Linked DNA regions of Homo sapiens: region 2 is linked to region 1. The links are chromatin contacts, found by Hi-C or POLR2A ChIA-PET in ENCODE. All regions are on one chromosome and are shown on one strand. The core of a region is the stretch at or near the end of the contact, and the rest is flanking DNA. Distances in the headings are between cores, read along the strand shown.

Region 1 (6,926 bases), core at 1,956-4,455:
CAACCTGTCAGAAATAGACTACACACCTGAAGTACAGAAGACACATAGCCTACAGGTCTTGTGTATTTTAGAGAACTTTGGTGTTTATATTACCACTCGCAGCCCCTTTCTCAGTTGGCCTTGAGGCTTGCCCATTAGCTGGTAAACGTTTGAAAGGGTCAGTGTGTCCAGAACTGGAATTTCCACTTTGGAAAAAGCACAGAGGTACCTGACATATGTTCCTGGAGGGCCTGCACTATACCTTCAGACCTGCAAAATTCCTACTTCTGCTTGATGGCAGGCAGGTCAAAGTTGTAAAACCTCCAGTGGGTACTCCTGCCTGCAGAATAGAACACAGTGTCCAAAGACCCCTGGTTTCTGACTCCTAGACTAGAGAGTGTCCAAAACATGAATATAACTTTAATAATACTCACGAAAATACTACCTTGGGGAAAATAAGGAAAGAAGAATCTAACACTAGAGGCCCCAGTCTCGACCCAGAATTTGGCACTGCTTAGACTTAAATCATGTTAGGGTGGAAATAGTTTCTTCCTCTTTGATGAGGATAGTGAAGCCAAGGAGAAGTGAAGTGATTTGTCCATGCTGACTCAGCTGCTGGGATAGCACTCTTACTCTAATTATCTACTTCGTAGGTATTATCTGCCCCCTAGATAGTGAGCTCCGTGGGGCTAGGGGGAGACAGCAATGTTTCAGTGCCCACAGTGCTGGGCACCACAGGCCCATACTCCAATTTGTAGCCTGACTGGAATTGCAGATACCACGTTCCCACTTTAGTTTATGGAAATTGCACCCCACACTGCCAGTTTACATTCAACTACATGTTACAGTATAAACTGGCACTCAACTGCCTGGCTCTCCACTCTCCACCCCTTTTCTTTAAAAAAAAAAAAAAAAGCTACAGGAAGTGGGATTGGCACGTTTTCTTTTCAATAATTTATAACTGTTTTTCTACCTTCTAAGGTCATGGCGAATACGTAATAGAGTCTTTTAAGGGTTACTTGATTCAAATATGTCTTAAGTAACTGCTTCCTTTACATTTACAGTGTTCTCGCAGTCTTTGCCTTATAAAACTCATGCATTCAATGAAGAGCGGCTGCAAGAGTGAGCTAATCCTTTTGTTCGGCGAACTTTGAAGTTTTTCGCCTTACTGCACAGCAGTGATTTGTTAGGTAGCATGCCCTCTCTCACATCTTTTAAGGTTAGGTGTAAAGTTTCCCAAAAAGCACCAAGAGAGTTAACTTCTAAGGGTGAAACGAAATCCGATTCAGTACATTACCTACTTTTTAAAACTTCCCCCCTACCCAGAGCTGCATTAGCACAAAAGTTAGTCCCGAAGTGGTACCAAAGAAACATTTCATGCATAGAGTTTGGTTTGGTTACCTGGGTGGGGGAAACAATAGCAGGTGAAACTATTGTGGGAGAATTGGTGCTTCTGTGCCCATTGGCTTCTGGAAGAAGAGGCAGGGGGTCGTGTTTCACGGAAACCACCACCACCGCATCCACAGGCTCCGAGGGGCGGATACAAAGTCTTTTGGGGGAAGTGGGGCCGCAGATTTCCCCCGACCCGAACACAGACTCGTACAGGGCGCGCTTGGGCGCAGCCTCGGATTTCACGTCGGGCCCGACCTGGCTGTCTTTGGGGAGGATGTAAGTGTTCCCCAGCGAGGGCGGCTGGGGGCGGTGGTGGTGGGAGGGATGGGTGGGGGGGTGGTGGGAGTGGTGCCGTGCCGCCCCGTTCAGAGCCTCGGCGTAGCAGCCCTGCGGGGCGGGCGAGCCCAGCTTGGTGCCAATGCCCGCGATGCTGTTGAGCGTGGCGATGGAGACGGCGCCGATGCAGTGGTTGGTGTAGGTCTTGGAGAGCTTGGCCGCCTTGGAGAGCATCTGCATCCGAGTGCCTAGCAAGTTCTTGCCGATGGCTTTGTTCTCGTACCAGGTCACATCGCCCTCGCTGCAGTGGTCCCGGGGCCGCTGGAAGAACGCCTTGCAGAGAGGGTTGCGTTTCGACAGGTACTTGACGAAGCTGGCGTAGGGGCAGAACTCGGTGCCCGTCTCATACATGCGGGGCAAGTTCTCCTCGTCGCTGCTCTCGGCGCGCTTCTTGCTCCACGACGACGAGCGCGACTTGTGGTAGGGCCCGAGGGACTTGAAGTAGACGAACTTGCGACCGTCCTCGTCCATGGCCAGCCCAAAAGAGTCCTCCTCCAACTCACGCTGGTTCTCGCGGCCGCGGGTACAGAAGTACATGCACGTCTCGAACCAGACCTTGTTGAGCAGCCCGAAGGGCGTGTTGGTGCTGAAGACGCTGGAGGTGTACAGCTTGCGCAGGTCGGCGCGCGTGATGGCTTGCTTCTGCACCACCGGCCCGGCGCCCTGCTCCTCGAGCTTGCGGATGACCGCGGCCAGCGTCAGGTTGGCGCTGCGCAGCTCGGGGTCCTTGGTGAGGTCGAGCGTGCGGCAGTACGGGGGCTCATTGAGGTAGCGGTTGAGGGAGCTGCGGATGCTGATGAGCGACGACTTGCTGTAGAGCTGGCCGCTTTTGGAGCGGGCCTCGGCATAGAAGGAGCGCAGCACGCGGCACAGCGCCCCCTTGTCCATGGTCTCGAAGTCCGGGCTCTGCGCCTTCTCGCTCAGGTACTCCCGGAAGATGCGCACGGCGTAGCGGGTGGCCAGCCGGGTGTTCTCGCTCAGCCGGGCCCGCTCGGGGCGCTGCAGCACGTCGGGGTCCAGCTCGGAGCCGTCCCCGGGCGGCCCACCGCGGGCCCGGGGCGCCAGCAGTCGCGGCGGCGCCTCGGGCTCCAGCGCGGCGCTCTGGTCCATATTGATCATATGGACCGGCTCGGGCTCCAGCTCCTCCCCGGCCGAGTCCTCGGGCTCCAGGGGCTCGTCCCAGTCCAGCCCCATCTCCTCCTCTTCCTCCTCCTCCTCGTCCTCCTCCAGCCCCCCACCTCCGTCCTCCTCCTCCTCCTCGTCCCCCGTTATCTGCACCTCCTGGATCTCGTCCTCCTCCTCCTCTTCCTCCTCCTCCTCGCCCGCGCTGCAGTAGTGCGGACGGCTGTGGCGGCGGCCGCGGCCCCCCGCGCCGCGCTCGCCCTCGCCCCGCTCCCCATTGTTCTCGGCGGCGGCGGCGGCAGCGCTGGCGCTGCCGCCCGCGCTGGTGTTACAGTCCCCGCTGCCAGGCATTCTCGCCATATTGCCGTCTCTCTGCCAGTCCTCGGGCAGGGCGCATGCGCTATATTGGACCGCAGCGCTGAGAGCTTTTGTGTTTAATGACCTTCAGCTACCGGGAGGCAAAGCCGGGCTCTTAAAGGAGCCGCGCTCCAATTGTCATTCCCGAGCGCAGCTCCGGAGGGGCAGCGGCGCGCAGGGGATGGAGGGGAGGGGGGAGGGGGGGACAAGTTAGACCGGAGAGATAGGGTAAAGGACGGAGGCTGACCAGACCTTCTTCCTCCCCCACCCGGCTCCCACTTCTAAGAAAACTTTGAAGGAAAAAAAAAAGGAAAGGGAGGGAGAGCTGTCGGTGGGGGCGAAACACTCCCAACTTACCCTCTGGCGGAGAATTGCGCGGGCCCGGGCGGGAGAGAGGGAGGGCCGGCGAGAGGGCGGGACGGTCTCGTTTCTCTAAGTAATGCCCGAGGAGCAGTGCCCCTTCCACTGCCCCCTCATTGCCCCCCGGAGCCGGGGGGTCGGGGCGGCGGCTGCGCCGGGCGGGCCGCGGGTGCTGCCGCGGGAAACCCGTGTCTGGGGCCGCCCGGAGCGGAGCGGAGCAGGCAGGTTAATGAGCAGGGTGGAGGAGGCACGGCGAGGCCCCGCACCCTCTCGGCGCCCGCGGCCAGGGCGCAGCGGGCGAGGCTTGGGAGCGGGATGGGGCTGGCGGCGGCGGCGGCTCCCCCACCTACTTGCTGGCGGCGAGGCGCGGGGGCCTGGGGCCAGCCGCGCGGCTCCCAACTCCCTTTCCGACTCTTGCAAAGGAGCGAAACACGCCCCACGTCAGCCACATCCCTTTCGACTTTTCCAACAGCCACATTTAAGCTGTCATTAAAGACCTGGGGCGCTCCCCGTAGGTCTGGGGCAAGTCCGCGCCGGTCCAGCCAGCCCCGGGAAGGAGCGAGGCAGAGAAGACTGGGAGGGGCCGGTGGGAGGGGAGACGAGGGAAGAGGCGCTTGGGACCCCAGGGGCCACAGGGACCCTTCCCCACCCGCCCAGGGCGCCGCCCTCCCTGCCCCTGAGCAAAGTGACACAACTCCCTCGGGCGAGGCGCTCCACCAAGCTGGAGCTGAAGTCTCCCTAAGGCCCATCGGGCAGGCGGAAAAAGCGAACTTGTGTCTCGGCCGACCCTGCCGCAGCCACAATTCGGCAATTCGGATCCGGAGCGCACTCTCACTCAAAGTTTGCCAACCGCCATTCGTTCGCCCTCCGGGCTGCGCTGCCTCAGGCGCGCGGGGGCGGGCACCTCGGAAACTGGAAAAGCAGCCAAAGAGCTCGCCGGGTCTCGCTTTCCCATAGGAGACACTGCCCCACTTCCAGCCAAACGCCCGCCCCCGGCGCGCCCAGGCTCCGGGCGCGTCCTTGCGTCGCCGCCTCCCGCTCTCCCGGCCCAGGGGCAGCTTCCCAGAGCCGCCGGGGACCTCGGCTGTTCTCTTAGGAGGCACAGCCCAGGCCACTCTCGGAGCTCGTGCTGCATCCTAACTTTCACCTTCTCCCGCAGCCCGTGTGTACCCTGGCGCGCGGGCCAGCTGCGAGTCCCTGGGGTGAGGGGACACGAGGGAGTCAGGTCCCCAGCAGTGCGCCCCGGTGCCAGGCCGTCCTGCTGGGAGGCAGCCTCGCCTGCTCCTCGGGTGCGTCCTCGAATTTACCTCCAAGTCCGAATTCTCGGCAGTTAGGCTGTGAGAGTTATGTCAACTGCCTGTTTCCCCCTTCCCTGGCCCTCCTGTCTTGCTCTCAAGGGAAGCATTTTACGCATCAATTGAAACCCATCCATCAATTTGCATTTTTTTTTTTTAAGAAAGAATGAAAGACCAGGTCTCAGGGCAGTGTGGGCTTCTGAGTGGGAGTTGACGATGTCTTTTTCTGCAGCGAACGCTGCTGGTCCTCCGCGTGCCTGCCCGGCCCTGGACGCCACCCGAGCTTCGGGGAAACCGCGCCAGGTGTGAAACAAGTTAGAGCAAGTCCCTGCCTCGCGGGCCGCCTCCGGCTCCTTAGGGAAACACAAGACACACAGACACACACACACACACACACACACACACACACACACACACCACGCTCTCATCCGCCCGGCTCTCCGCGGAGAACCGTCCGGGAATCGTCCCCGAGGTGCGGCGCGGGAGGTGGCCGGCTTTGTTCACAATGCACTGCCCGCCGCACCCGCCCTGGACACGTGCAGAAAGGCGTGCTCGTTTCTCCGAGGCTGCGGTGAGCAGCTAAGTTAGTTGCACACTGGGACCCCCACATACGAGCTGGCACACACTAGTCACACACGGCTAATTCCAGAGGGCTGGCCCTTTGTCCTGGGACGCTCCCAGGTTTTCGGGCCGCGGTGCGGAGAACTCAGGTGGGTGCCCGGCAAGTTACCTACCAGGGGCTGTTCCCCCGCGACCCTCGCCATAAGCGCAGGGACCCGGGGGCCGCGCTGGCTCCGGGCTGCGCTCCTGGCTTGGCAGGGGACCAGGCCCACGCTGCAGCCTGGGAGCGGAGCCGCCCCCCAGGTCTCCCCACCTCTGCGGGCGGCGGGGTCCACCCCCCTCCCACCAGCTCCCCTCCCTACTGGGCGAGCTGCTTTGAATTGCTCGCAGTTTGCCGGAGGCGGTGTGCTGGGTTGGACGCTCCGGGAAACAAAGCAACCCAAAACAGCTCCCAGTTGACGTCAACTTATTTCCAGAAAAGAAAATAGTTTTGTGCTCCCAGGACAAAATATCCCCCAGGGCAGGTCTCTACTGGCAAAAGTCAGGGGAAGGAGGTGGGGTGTAGCAGAACCGAAAAACCCCAAGCGCAAATAACTTTTTAACGGACTTGGAAAAGCAGCAGTTTTGGGTGCTGCTTGGACAGTTTGCAAACAACGGGCAGGACCCGCGCTTAAATTCGATATGAAAAACGCACCTTGGAAAGTATGCCTTGGCCTGATTATCGGGCAACTGTGGATCTGCTTCGTTGCACCAGCTCCGGAAAGGCTACCAAAATGATCTGCCCGTAGGATACTTCATTAAATACTGGAAAAGAAGACGTCTTTGGGCTACTATCTATAGGAGTCACGGGAAGAACACCCAGAAAAACAGATATATACCCTGCTTCCCCTCGACCAAAAGAAAAAAAAAAGTTGCTTAATTTTTAAAACCCAATAACACAAAATTACAGTGGAGTTCATAAAGTAGTTCAATTCCAAGTTTAATAAATGATCCCTTAAAAACATCCTGTGGTTCCATACACTCAATTCCAAAATGAAAGAATCAAAAAAGCTTTCTTCTTATTATTTCTGTAGAGGCAATATTGGTTGTCGTTCTGCCTATCAGGCAGCATCCAATTCCTCTACTTGACCTCTCCATATCATGAAGTCCGTTCAGACTACCACCTTGACAATCGAAGCTGCCGGTCACCCCTTTGAAAGGATGCTTTTTATTTCTTGTGCAGGATACATGACTTCTTTATAATCCCAGTACTATAGGGAACATTTATTGCAATTATTTAACTGTCAGAACTCTCTAAACTATGGTAAGATGTTTACAACTTTTAACAAGATTCTCCACCTTTTGCTGGTGGGGGTGGGGGGTCTCTTTGTATATTTGTGCTTCTCCACTTCTCAGAATACTTGAAAATAGTGACATGGTTATTTCGGCATGAAAAACTCCAAATGTTTCCCCCTCGATTCATAACCCAACTACTTCCATTTCAGGCTCACATTTTATGAAAGGTTATACTATACAGAAACATAT
Region 2 (6,926 bases), core at 1,657-4,156, 100 kb after region 1:
CCAAACCAAATCTCTGCAGGCCATTCACCATTTCTGGAAATGGCTGTGAGGCTATAAATATCCAAGGGCTCCTGATGAAAATTTTAAAGAGCAAGACAATTTAAAAAATGTTTACATACCTTGTCATGTACAATGGGAGCATAAGCCCCATATACTCTCACTGCGGATTTCTCTTATCGCTAAGTCAGTTACAGAGGGACCCACCCTGTAGCATTTAAATAGATTGCAGTCCTCATTAATTTGTTTACCTGTATCCAAGAGTAAATTGGAGCAGAAGTATTTACACCTCTTTGGAATTACTTTATTGTGTTTCCTACTGAGTGGGCACAGAGTAAATATTTTTTCCTCATTTGTTAAGATGAGGAAGGTAATCATTCCCACCTTTATAGTGAACGTGAAAATATGAGAGGAGTTAAAATATGTAACGTTCCTAGCATATGGAAGGTGCTTAATAATTATTAGTATTAGTAATTACTAATCAGTATTAGAGGCAGCCGCACCTGGAGACTAAGAGCAAAGACTGGAAGCTTGAATGCACAGATCAACTCCTGGCTCAGCCACTCACCATATGTGAACCTGGGCAAGTTACTTTATCTCTCCGCACTTCCATCTCCTCATCTAAAACATGGGGATGCCAGTAATATCACCCTCTTAGGTGATGGATGAGGATTACACAAGTAATATCTTGCAAAGCCCTTGAAAAACAGTCTGGCACTTAGAGGCATTGTATTGGTGTTACATATTCAGTACTTACAACAACCCTCTGAGGTGGTTTTCCTCACCCACATTGTATAGATAATGAAACCAAAGCTTTGGGGTCACACAATTAACAGTGGGTCTCTATTTCTAAGCAACCAGAAGAACCAAGTCATTTCACGACCCCACATGAGAGGACTTCACATGGGTCTTCAGCAGCATAGACACTGTTCCATTCCCTGGCAGCACGTGACTGCCTAAGACTGGGTTATTATCTTTACTAGTATTCCTGATCACTTTTGGCATCAAGTGCTCTCAACCCAGAGCATGGTAGACGCTGGAGGTTAACAGCACTTTCTTCTGTTGATTTGATTAAATAAACAGGAAAGCAGGCCTCTTATGGTCCATATCTCTGGGAAACTGGCAGTAAGTGGATTGCACCAGATAACAAGGTCTGCTTTCTTTCTCCTCCCTGCCCCACAGCCCAGGAAGAAACAGACGGCTCGGAGGTGCTGATCCTTCCAGCTGTCCCCGTTGAGCCTCGGTTGTTTCGGTGAAGGAGCAAAGACAGCTTTTTTGTTTTTTTGTGTGTTTTTTTGAGACAGAGTCTTGCTCTGTCGCCCAGGCTGGAGTACAGTGGCGCAATCTCAGCTCACTGCAACCTCCGCCTCCTGGGTTCAAGCGATTCTTCTGCCCCAGCCTCCCGAGTAGCTGGGACTACAGGCACGCGCCACCACGCCCGGCTAATTTTTTTGTATTTTCGTAGAGATGGGGTTTCACCATGTTGGCCAGGATGGTCTCGATATCCTGACCTCGTGATCCACCTGCCTCGGCCTCCCAAAGTGCTGGGAAAAGGCAGCTTTTTAAAGCTGGCTGGGCTTTCCTTTTCCAGGAGAGAGAGGCAATGGTGAGAAACTAACAGCAAGACCAGAGGCGATTCCAAGTTTACTTGCCAATGTGTGTCACTGCCATCTGCTGGATGGAATGGGTATCAGACCGGGTCCCGTGTTTCTTCTCAGTGTTAATACGCAAATTCAGTGACTCCCATTGTGGGGGTTCAGAACCTAGTGGTGCATTTGCATCATTTCATAGCGTAAGTGTCTGCAGATTTTGGAAATCCCATGACAACTGTGCACAGGACGACCTCCACATGAGTAATCAAAAGGCAAAACAGGACCATCTTTGAGGCAACGTCCTACTTAGCATCAATGCTTCCCCAGATCAAATTTGATCTGTTCCCAAATGATTGATCTAATTGGTTAGAAAAAGCCCATAACCAGCAGGTGAGGGTATCTGGCAGAACTTGGGTCCTCTTGTCAATGGCAAAAAGTACTTACAGGGAAGTGAAATCAACATCTGGCTTTATTCTTGCGTCCCCTGAAATTATGTGTTCATGTATCCAACAGTTATTTATTGAGCACTTATCCTGTGTGCCAGGCACTGTATTAAGGAACTGAGAAAGCAAAGGTGAATAAACACAGTCCCTGCTCTTAACAATATATGGATATTTTCTGAGTGCTTATTTTGTGCTAGGCATATACATCCTGTTACATCTCATTTTATTCTCTGAACAACTCTAGGACTATTATTATCTCCTTTACAATGATCTCATATTATTACCTCATTTGTAGTTCAGAAAACTGAAGCTTAGAGAGATTCAGTAATTTAACCAAGAAAATACAGCACAGACAGAGATGGAGTGGGATTTGCATATGGGGTGGTGGGAATGGATGGGTAGGATAGAGAAGGATCAGTACCATGGACCAATGTAGCTTTTTCTCCCCCTCACATAGAAAGTCTGGGTCTTTTGTTTTACACACATTTTCTGTTCCATTGGCTACAAATTTCCAGCAAAGTGAAAGTGCTACAAAAACAAGTCAGTGATGATAGCAGTAGATGCTTTGGAAAGATTTATCAGGAAGAATATCCCTTCCTCTAGCCAGCATTTGAAATCTATCTCGTTAACATTCTCTTCAGTTCATAACTCTTCTTCTTAATAGCAGCGTTGGTGTCGGCAGCAAGGGCTGAATTGTTGTCAGTTCCCATTGGATAGAAAACAAATCCCTATTTTGGTCAGCATGACAGAGTACTTGTGAGCAAACGATTTGCTCAGCAAGAGATAGAGACCAATTCACATGTTCTGATCACAACAATCTCTCACAACAATCTCACACTGTTTTTGTTTTTTTTCTTTCTCTCTTGGCATAACAGCAGGGTGCTGGTGTGGCAGGGAGATACAGAGGTGGGGGCGAAGAGAGAACAGGAGGAATGGAAGCCGGTGGCAGAACAAGCAAGCCCTTTGCCAAGTGCCCTTGAAAAGGGCTTAAATAGTATGTCCTGGACAGAAAGGACTATGGGTGTAGATGAGAAAGCAGAACGGCTAATGGGGGCTAATGGCAGGGTTTTGTAGTCAGCCAGCTGAGTTAGAATCCCTGCTCTGCCACTAGCCTAGTCTTTGACTTCAGGAAACGGATATAACCTTTCTAATCCTCCAGGCAAGAGGAGGTACAGCTAGGGTTAGGGTAGGGGGAACACTGATGGAAGAGTCTGAGATCTATTTAGAAGGTAAAGTTGGCCGAGTGTGGTGGCTCACACCTGTAATCCCAGCACTTTGGGAGGCCGAGGTGGGCGGATCACTTGAGGTCAGGAGTTCGAGACCAGCTTGGCCAAAATGGTGAAACCCCACCTCTACTAAGAATAGAAAAATTAGCCGATCATGGTGGCGGGCACCTGTAGTCCCAGCTACTCAGGAGGCTGAGACAGGAGAATCGCTTGAGCCTAGGAGGGGGAGGTTGCAGTGAGCCGAGATCGAGCCACTGTACTCCAGCCTGGGTGACAGAGCAAAACTCGGTCTCAAAAAAAAAAAAAAAAAAGAAGAAGAAGAAGAAGAAGAAGGTAAAGTGTACAGAGTCTAATAAAGGGTTGGCCATAGGTGAACAAGAGAGAAGTGTCAAGTGGACACCGAGGTTTCGGGCATGTTACCTAGGGTGGGTGCAGAACAAGATGGGTGCAGAATACTACTTGCCTCACAGTCTTGTTTGGAGGGCTCAGGGAGATAGGTATTCCAGACGGCCTCTGCTACTTGTTCCCTAAATCTTAGCCATGGATGTTACCAGTGCCTGGGGTTTCAGAGGCAGCTGAGATAAGGTGAGACTGATATGGACCGAGGGACTGAGACAGCAGGGGCCAGACTTGGGGTGGCTCCTCCAGAGAAAGTGCCCTTTGGGGTTGATTGATACTACTTATATGCACTTCAGTTGGACATACTCTTATTTTTCCTCTTAACAATCCTGTAAGGCAGGTTAGAGAGATGACATCGTTCCCATTTTTATAGAGAAAAAGGAATAGGCCAAAATGATGGTTGTTTTTCCAACTGGAATTTGCCCTCAGGGCCATCCACATGAGAACCACCAAGAAAAGTAGCTTATGGAATTGCATTTGTACATCAAACCCCTATGGAGAGAGTGATATTCAAAGTGTCTTCAGTTGAGTGATTTGCATAATTGTGTCAGTTATTTGTATGTAAACGGACTTTTAAAAAGCATCCAACCATTCATTTCATAATCATCTGACATGTTTATAATATTTTAATACAATTAATTTGCACTATAAGGCACAGGTTTGTTTCAGAAGGCTCAACATAGGCCTACTTCAATGATGAATTCCAACTTAGTCAGACTTGGATAAATGGAACCACATGGTACACTTCATAAAGGAAAAGCATTTTGGATAACAGGATAAAAAGAGCCGGCCGATGAGTGCCTGATACACTGTAGGCACTCCAGACCCAATTGTTGAACAAATGGAGGGAGGGATTAAAGAATGACTAGATGCTTTGGTTTCCTTTGTGAATGCTGTTACACCGGATGTGAATGAGGCTTCTCACTGCTACTTAATCTGGCTATTAGAAATGACGTGAAAGATACAAAATCCACCCAGGCTTCAGAATTCCCGCGTCTATTCAATTAACATGCCCGAAACTTAGGTGTCCACTTGACACTTCTCTCTTCTTGTTCACCTATGGCCAACCCTTTATTAGGTTCTGTAAACTTTCCCCTCTACATAGATCTCAAACCCTTCCATCAGTATTTCCCCTACCCTAACCCCAGCTATATCTTCTCTTGCCTGGATGACTATAATAGCCTTCCAAGGGCTATGCTTCATCCATCTGGGTCCCTCTGACCACTTCCCAGAGTGCCAGCAGAGTTATTCTTTCCAAACACCAATCTGATTACTGCTGCCCCTCTCCCAATCCTCCCCATCACTTACTCTTGGGTGAAGACCAGGTGCCTGTCCCTGCAGTCTGCATCACTGCTTCCTCCGTCTCTTACTCCAGCCAGTTAAGCCCTGAGTTCCTCCCCCTTTGCTAAGCCTCTCCTGGCTTGGTAAAATACTGTTCCTTCTTTTTTCTCCCTGGAACTTCGTCTCTGTTCTGTCTCTCTTGCCCAGGCCCCTTCATCCTTTAGATCTCAGTGTGTGGCACTTCTGACCCTGGTCCAGGCCATTTTGGCCCTCTTTAAGTTAATGCTACCAGAACCCCATATTCCTCTTCCTTCAAAGCACTCATCTCTGTCAGTTGTTCAGTTATTCGATGAATGTCTGCCTCTCTGTCTGGACTATAAGCTCCATGAGATTGGAGGCTCTGAATGCTTTTTCTCACCATTGTGTCTCCAGCATTTAACACAGTAGTTCCTATACAGCAAGCACAAATATTTGTTCAATGAATGAATGAATGGACCTAATGAACACAGGCTTATTATGCTTAAAGGATAATCTGTTTTGTTTTCTTCAGTTATCTCAAACCAAACTCATCAACAAGCAAAACATTATTTACATCTAGCATGTTTTTATGAATGAAAAGCCAGAGCGAGTTGTGTCTCACTTCTGCATGAGTAAGCTATTAAAATAAGCATACATGCTTGCATCCAAAAATTTCACTTTTATTCCCAAGATAGTTCGTCCTAAAGATGGAGCAAATAAATGCTCTGTTTGCTTGGGAAATTATAAACTGCAGTCCAAAAGAAGGTTCAGAAATGCAGTTTAATAAACACTAAATAAAAACGTTGGTGAAGTAATGGTTCACAAACATCATTTGAATGACTCAAATGCAATGCAAATGGGAAAAGACCTTAGCTAAAAACATCACATCAGAAGTAGAAAACTATCACTCTGATTCAGAAACATTAAGACAAGAAAGCATTTGTGCAAGCAATTGTTATTGCTAAATGCAGAGCTAAATGGAAGTTTAAGAAAGTTCTCTGATAAAATACATCTGTCACTAATTACTCTTACATTTAAAAACCTAAATTGCTTTGGATAAATAATTTGATGCCAAAAGGTCCATAATGCATTATTCAACGCAAATCGAATAATACGCTTTCATCATCATCTAGTTGAAGTCTTACTGAAGTTACTTTCCTAATACTTAAGTGGCATAATTTGTACAATGATTACTGAAGGCTTCCCCCAAAATAAATATCTCACATCAGAGTAAGTTGAATGGTCGGTAAATCACATTACTTAAGTAAATATGAAACAAGCTATTACTGTGCACCCCTACTATGCAAGCCCTGGCAAAGAATTACAAACACAAAAATCTTACAGCTAGAAGAGAGACATCTAGTGTGTGTTGGAGAACTTTATATATTGTGCTTCAGGCATAATTAATACAGCAAAATCACTGCAGTCGTTTTGCATACTGTGGTGGGAGATTTTTGACAAATATCTTTCACCCTCAATTCATTTCAAAATTTCTTCCCGGCTGTGTGACATTTTTGCCTAATTAGATACCTTCTTCTTAACATAAGCCTAACCCAATGAAGTTTTCTCCGTGATGCAAAGTTTTAAAGTTTCATGGTCACCTTTGCAACCTAATTAGTAAACATTTAACCTACTGTCATCATAACCACTGCTCACAATTCTTTCCATTCAGGCAGCAGCAGGACTCCCGAGTCAAACTGTTGCAGTCAGTGTTTTAGTTTCCTGAATATCAGCCCCTCGTAGTAAGCCAAATGCCACACAAATACAAACACGAGGAATAAATCGGCACACTGCCCATTATCCAGGAGACAAACGGATCCACTGCTATTTTAAATTCACCAAGTAGGCTATTAGTTGCCACAGATTCCCATATATGTAGGTGAATTCCTTGATGCAGAATCAGGTTTAATGAATCATTCTACAGCATCAGCCTCAGCCTTTTAAAATCCTTTATTTTCTCCTTTTCCACA

What was found. A loop is a pair of places that touch in the nucleus more often than their neighbours do. ChIA-PET counts read pairs that join two places held with the same protein, here RNA polymerase II (POLR2A). Pooled maps may share reads with other maps.
Region 2: a loop to region 1 is called in a map of dorsolateral prefrontal cortex, with 4 times the contacts of the local background. The contact joins the enhancer-like site here to the promoter of KCTD1 in region 1. A Hi-C loop is called at or near these places in 48 of 168 maps with a recorded cell type or tissue (Caco-2, Calu3, GM12878 and 33 more), 31 of 37 single-sample maps with no recorded cell type and 45 of 50 pooled maps. POLR2A ChIA-PET finds 5 or more read pairs at or near these places in 9 of 52 experiments (HCT116, HEK293, MCF 10A and 4 more).

What each region holds. Positions count from the first base shown.
Region 1 is chr18:26,545,348-26,552,273 of GRCh38, forward strand. KCTD1 (potassium channel tetramerization domain containing 1) reads right to left here and starts at 3,206. Exons shown (of 5, transcript NM_001142730.3): 1 at 1,381-3,206. The coding sequence starts at 3,189. LOC124904273 (a long non-coding RNA gene) reads left to right here and starts at 1,513. Exons shown (of 2, transcript XR_007066321.1): 1 at 1,513-1,647. RefSeq lists enhancers at 1,525-2,509, 2,348-2,397, 2,418-2,507, 3,138-3,432, 3,498-4,139 and 2 more and silencers at 2,688-2,797, 2,818-2,927, 3,038-3,097, 3,688-3,917, 4,008-4,137 and 3 more.
Region 2 is chr18:26,648,233-26,655,158 of GRCh38, forward strand. It overlaps a transcript of KCTD1 not described here. Among named protein-coding and RNA genes, the nearest start is that of PCAT18, 52 kb to the right of the region's middle. RefSeq lists an enhancer at 2,782-3,283. Within about 2 kb of position 2,907, at least 3 of the 41 ENCODE cell types and tissues checked have a DNase peak (open chromatin) inside an H3K27ac peak, as active enhancers do; they include dorsolateral prefrontal cortex and thyroid gland, where a contact is called at or near this core.